Linked DNA regions of Homo sapiens: region 2 is linked to region 1. The links are chromatin loops, found by intact Hi-C in ENCODE. Cell type or tissue: PC-9. All regions are shown on one strand. Each heading gives the region's core, and the rest is flanking DNA. Links, peaks and the distances in the headings are about the cores only.

Evidence for each region. Peaks named below come from ENCODE experiments on the same cell type or tissue, not always from the same donor. Only the 100,000 strongest peaks of a DNase experiment are listed, where the experiment ranks them.
Region 2: a loop joins it to region 1, with 9 times the contacts of the local background. A loop is called at or near these places in 16 of 110 quality-filtered maps.

The regions. Positions count from the first base shown.
Region 1 is chr6:24,427,422-24,430,340 of GRCh38, forward strand. It overlaps GPLD1 (glycosylphosphatidylinositol specific phospholipase D1), which reads right to left. Exons shown (of 25, transcript NM_001503.4): 25 at 1-1,697. The coding sequence ends at 1,611. Among named protein-coding and RNA genes, the nearest start is that of MRS2, 26 kb to the left of the region's middle. In PC-9, for the core only: no CTCF peak of the experiment used is centred there; a DNase peak (open chromatin) is centred at 1,380; H3K27ac peaks cover 1,856 bases.
Region 2 is chr6:24,503,426-24,506,304 of GRCh38, forward strand. ALDH5A1 (aldehyde dehydrogenase 5 family member A1) reads left to right here. Exons shown (of 10, transcript NM_001080.3): 3 at 1-8; 4 at 1,444-1,560. Among named protein-coding and RNA genes, the nearest start is that of ALDH5A1, 9.9 kb to the left of the region's middle. In PC-9, for the core only: no CTCF peak of the experiment used is centred there; a DNase peak (open chromatin) is centred at 1,376; H3K4me3 peaks cover 1,461 bases; H3K27ac peaks cover 2,173 bases.

The sequences.
Region 1 (2,919 bases), core at 117-2,616:
TCGCTAGGCTCTTTAGGTGTTAGAACAGCCAACTCTACAAAAGTATTGGAGGGCACAGAAGGGTGATAGTCTTGGTTTTTATATTTGTCCTTCACTATATAAACATTGAAAAGGTATTAATCCTCATTAAGAAAGGATTATCGGCCAGGTCCTGTGGCTCACACATGTAATCCCAGCACTTTGGGAGGTCAAGGTGGGTGGATCACCTGAGATCAGGAGTTCGAGACCAGCCTGGCCAACATGGTGAAACCCTGTCTCTACTAAAAATACAAAAATTAGCCGGGCGTAGTATTGTGCACCTGTAGTCCCAGCTGCCTGGGAGGCTGAGACAGGAGAATCACTTGAACCTGGGAGGCGGAGGTTGCAGTGAGCTGAGATCACATCACTGCACTCCAGCCTGGGCAACAGAGCAAGACTCCGTCTCAAAAAAAAAAAAAAAAAAAAAGGACTATCATCCTTAGCAAACTAACACACGACCAGGAACAGAAAACCAAATACCAAGTATAGCATGTTCTCACAAGTGGGTGCTAAGTTAAAAGAACTTATGAACACAAAACAACACACACTGGGGTCTACTTGAGTGGGGAAGGTGGGAGGAACAGAAAAGATAAAACCTTCACATGTACCACTGAACCTAAAATAAAAGTTAAAAAGGACTAAGTCACAAGTGATTTGGAATGTGAGGTTATCCCTCACCCCCATGCTTTACTCTGTACTATTTTTCCTCCCTCAGTTTCTTTTTTTTTTTTTTTTCTGTATACTATGCTTTCTATTATACTTTGATTGGCATGGGCCAATCTGTTATTTTTAAGTTCAACTTTTTTTTAACTTTTAAGTTCAGGGGTACATGCGCAGGAAGTGCTGGTTTGTTACATACATAAAGGTGTGTCATGGGGGTTTGTTACACAGATTATTTCATCACCCTAAGTATCCATTAGTTATTTTTCCTGATCTCTCCCTCCTCCCACCTTCCGCCCTCTCATAGGCCCCAGTGTGTGTTGTTTCCCTCTATGTGTCCACGTGTTCTCATTTAGCTCCCACTTACAAGTGAGAATATGGAGTGTTTGGTTTTCTGTTCCTGCAATAGTTTATGAAGGATAATGGCCTCCAGCTCCATCCATGTCCCTGCAAAGGGCATGATCTTGTTCTTTCTTTATGGCTGAACAATTCTTTTTTTAAAAAAGGATGTTTTTAGGAGGAATTGTGTACAGAGACTGTTCTAACAGATAACCACAGAGGGACCTTTCCAGCCATTGGAAAGACATTCAAGAGGAAGAGGAAATAGGTTGTACAGCAGGTCTGACTACAGGCAATAAGTTGGGAAAGAAGAAAGGTTTAGATGCAAAGGGAGCGAGGAAGTAAACTGTGGAAGGAGACATGAGTAAGCAGAATGTCTGCTATTTCACATATTTCTGGTGCAGTCATATATTTACTGTATCAGATTTCCAGAGGGTGTGGCTGTTAGTGTGTCTCTCTACTCCCAGGAGCCCCATGTCTATCAGGATCTACCACCGCTCCACTGGATGTGCCACTTTGTCCATCAAAATGCTCACCATGGATGTGATTCAGCATGAGAGAGGTGGGCAGAGTGGGGAAATGCAGTGAAATCTTCAATCTGAGCCAAGGCTATAGACGTGAAGTGCCCCGGAGAGTCGGGCTCCCAAAGAACTCCTTCCAGCAGCAATGACGACTTGGTTCTGTAAGGGACACAAGACAGAATTCATGGCTCATTCATAACATCTATTGAGTTCCTATGGTAGTCCAGGCATCATGCTATGCTCTAGAAATATAAAGATGAATAAGACACTGGCCAGATCCCCTGGCTTGAACTCAAATGCCACTTTCCCTTTGTTTACAGACCGCTTTCTCACATCTATAAGTTCTGAAAACCGCAGCTAAGGATGCTCACCCCAATCCCTATTCTGGCACATAAATCATAAAGGAGAAGTAGGGCAGTGCATGCTTAGTTCTGGTACAATGTGGAAAACATATCTTGAATAGTAAGGACTTCCCCTAGAAGCTGGCTTTGTCAATGTGTTTAGCGTACCTCCCACCTACCCTGCTGCTTAAAACATTTTAGGACCCATCTTTCAGAATTGCCTTCAAAACCTGCTGCAAGTTTTTAAAACATTTTCTTCTTTTTTGAAACAGAGTCTTGCCCTGTCACCCAGGCTGGAGTGCAGTGATGTGATCTCAGCTCACTGCAACTTCTGCTTCCTAGTTTCAAGTGATTCTCATGTCTCAGCCTCCCGAGTAGCGGAGATTACAGGCATGTGCCACCACATCTGGCTAATTTTTGTATTTTTAGTAGAGACGAGCTCTCACCATGTTGGCCAGGCTGGTCTCGAACTCCCGACCTCAAGTGATCCACCCGCCTCGGCTTCCCAAAGTGCTGAAATTACAGATGTGAGCCACCATGCCTGGTCTTTAAATATTTTCAGTGGTGGCAAATCTTCATACTCCGAGGTCGGATTTGATTTGTGGAAACTGACAAAAGTTATTCTGAACCAAAGCTGGCACATGAGGTACGGGTGATCAAACTGGCTGACAGTATTTTGGTCAGAGCAGGATATGACAGTTTCTTATTTAATTTTGAAAACTACTGATGAAATCTAGAAATAATAATAATAGCTAAAATTTGTGGAGGTTGTATCATGGGTCAGACACTATGCTTAGCCCTGTGCTTATCTTATCCCTTAATACCCAGTGTCAATTAATAGGGAAAATCTACACTTAAGAAAACAGCATCAAATGGTACTTTATTCTCCCTCTCTTTCCCAATTTATGGAATTACTCATTTACTAAATTTGCCTGGCCTTCGGCTTCACTCTGTTTTGTCAGAGTCTAGTCATCTTTCCAGATGCAGCTCCGGGCCCATGATCTCTGCAGGCCCTTCCCTGACTCCACCAGCAGAGACTT
Region 2 (2,879 bases), core at 1-2,500, 76 kb after region 1:
TCACCCCGGTAGGTGACAGGATCAGCAAGATCCTAGGGTGGGAGATTGGATAGGGAGTTGGGAAACAATTCATTCTTCCTCGTGAGCAGGTGTGCTCATCCTGTTAGTTTTGTCACCTGTTCCTGGTTTCCTGATGCTTTTGCTGGATGTGGAAGTGTGTTTCCTAGTCCTCTGTGATGATGTTAGGTGTGGTGGCAGTGAGTGGAATGATGCATTTCTAATGCCTGCAAAAGTGGGATGAGCCGCAGGAGGACCCAGGGGCTCTTCTGACTTGGCATGGAGGCTTCTTCCTGGCATTGCCTAGCACCTCTGAAAAGATCTTCCAGTATTTATCATTTTTAAAAAGACTTAAGATATGATACATTTTTAAACTTGCCATAGTTTGGAAAAAAGTGTTATGCTTAATTGATGGTTATCATCAATAACAAAGCATTTGTGGACCCACTAGCAGGCACTGGGCCAGGTTCTAGAGGTAAAAAGGCTAAGAAATAAGGTATCACATCTGCCTGGATGGGGCTGCAGTATATTTGTGGAACGCCCAGCTTTCCTTCTGGGTCCTGCCTTCTACTAGGTCCCATATTAACCTCTCTCCTGTATCTGTCAGCTGGTCTCGAGACGTCTGTGTTTTTCCTGCTCAGCATAGTTACAGACAGAATCCCCCTGATTGCCTAGACTGGCTAGGTTTGACTTGAAGGTCACTATTTACTAAATGTGCAACCTTGGCCAAATTACTTAACTGCACTGTCTCCGTTTTCTTGAACTTGCAAATGAGGTTAATATCAACCTCATTGGGTTGTGATAAGGATTTAATTAATTTTAATTTTGAAGTACTTAGAAAAATACCTGATACAGAGTAAGTACTATATAATAGAGTTTTTCAAAATAAAATAAAATACTGTTATTATAGGTATATGTATAGGCATTTATAAATATGTATGTGGAAGGAATAATAAATCATCTGCCATTTTCAAAACCATTGCTAATACTTACTCCCATGGGCCTCAGGCCAAATCCAGCCCACTGCCTATGTTTGTAAATAAAGTTTTATTGGGACACAGCCACACCCATTCATACACCTACTATCTGTGGCTGTTTTCACAATACAGCTGCAGAGTTGAGTAATTGCCATAGAAACCATACATTCTACAAAGCCTAAAAAATTTACGATCTGGCCCTTCACAGAAAAAGTTGGCTGACCCCTGGTCTAACTAATTTTTTACTGTGTTAAATTCTAAAAATATTTCCTGTCTTCAAGAGCCTTTATCTCAGAGTCCCTCAAGTTGGCGGGGGGGTCAGGTGTTCTGAGAGCTCACCTGTGCAGCCAAACGGGTTTGTCAATCAGTTGTGCAATGAAATTTGTTCACTGACTTCCCAACATGCCTTCCTTTGCACTAAGGAGGTGGTCCTTCCTCTCACATACTTCCTCTGCTCTTCTAACCCCAGTGGAATTTCCCCAGTGCCATGATCACCCGGAAGGTGGGGGCCGCCCTGGCAGCCGGCTGTACTGTCGTGGTGAAGCCTGCCGAAGACACGCCCTTCTCCGCCCTGGCCCTGGCTGAGGTGAGCCGCTCTCCCTGTGTTTGTACAAAGCAGACAAAGTTCAAAAATTGATGTTTATCTGGGACAGAAAGAAGCAATTTTGGAGCCTACTTCTTTGCTTACGCCTCCTGATGCATGGTGTTGTGTATTAATCTACTGGTGATTACTTTAAGTCAGCTGTAGCTCTTTTGGGAAAAAAATGGATGAGGGATCTTCTGACATCTGCAGGCCATATGTTTTCAGCCTACTGTAAAATGGTATCTATCCATCATCTTCATAAACTAGGCACTTAAACATGGGTGTTTCTCACATTTAGGAAACTTCTTATTTCCCATTCCCATTCCCAGTTCAATCTGCATTCCATTAGATCTTATTCTTTTGTTTGAAAACCTCAAGTGGCCTCTTGTGTCACTCACTCAGAGTAAAGTCCAGATTCCTTAGTGGCTTTCAAGGTCCTATGTCACTTCCCACCCCCCCAGTATGTCTCTGACTTCGTCCATCACACTGGAACCCCTCACTCTTCATTCATCTGCTTGGACCACTCTGGCCCCTGCCGCTTTCCAGACCCCGCCAGCCTTGCCCTCCACTCAAACTTTATACTTTCCCTCTGTCTGGAGCAGTCTCCCCCAGATACCCCTATAACTTGCTTCTTCACGTCTTCACTCAAATTCCTCTCTCCCAGGGAGGCCTTCCATGGCCACCCTGTCTAAAAATCACAATTTGGCTGGGCGTGGTGGCTCACACTTGTAATCTCAGAACTATGGGAGGCCAAGGTGGGCAAATCACTTGAGGTCAGGAGTTCGAGACCAGCCTGACCAACATGCTGAAACCCTGTCTCTACTAAAAATACAAAATTAGCTGGGCGTGGTGGCATGTGCATGTAATCCCAGCTACTCAAGAGGCTGAGGCAGGAGAATCGCTTGAACCCTGGGGGCGGAGATTGCAGTGAGCCGAGATGGTGTCACTGAACTCCAGCCTGGGCAACAGAGTGAGACTCAGTCTCAAAAAAAAAAATCACAACCTCACACTCTGATCCTCCTGATCCCCTCCTCTGCTTTGCTTTTTCCCCCAGAACACCTAAAACTACCTACCCTATCACTATTTGTAGGCCTTTTCAGTGGGCAGGGCTAGGAGATATACATATATGTGTACACATGTGTACACACACAATAAAATGCTGCAGAAATTCCTATAGAAACTTCGAATTCAAATTCAGTCCTATAGAGTTTTTACTTAATTTATTTTATATTATATCTGCACCTCCTTCTTTCCTGGTTCCTTTTTTTTTTTTTTTTTTTTTTTTTTTTTTGAGACAGTCTCGCTCTGTCACCCAGGCTGGA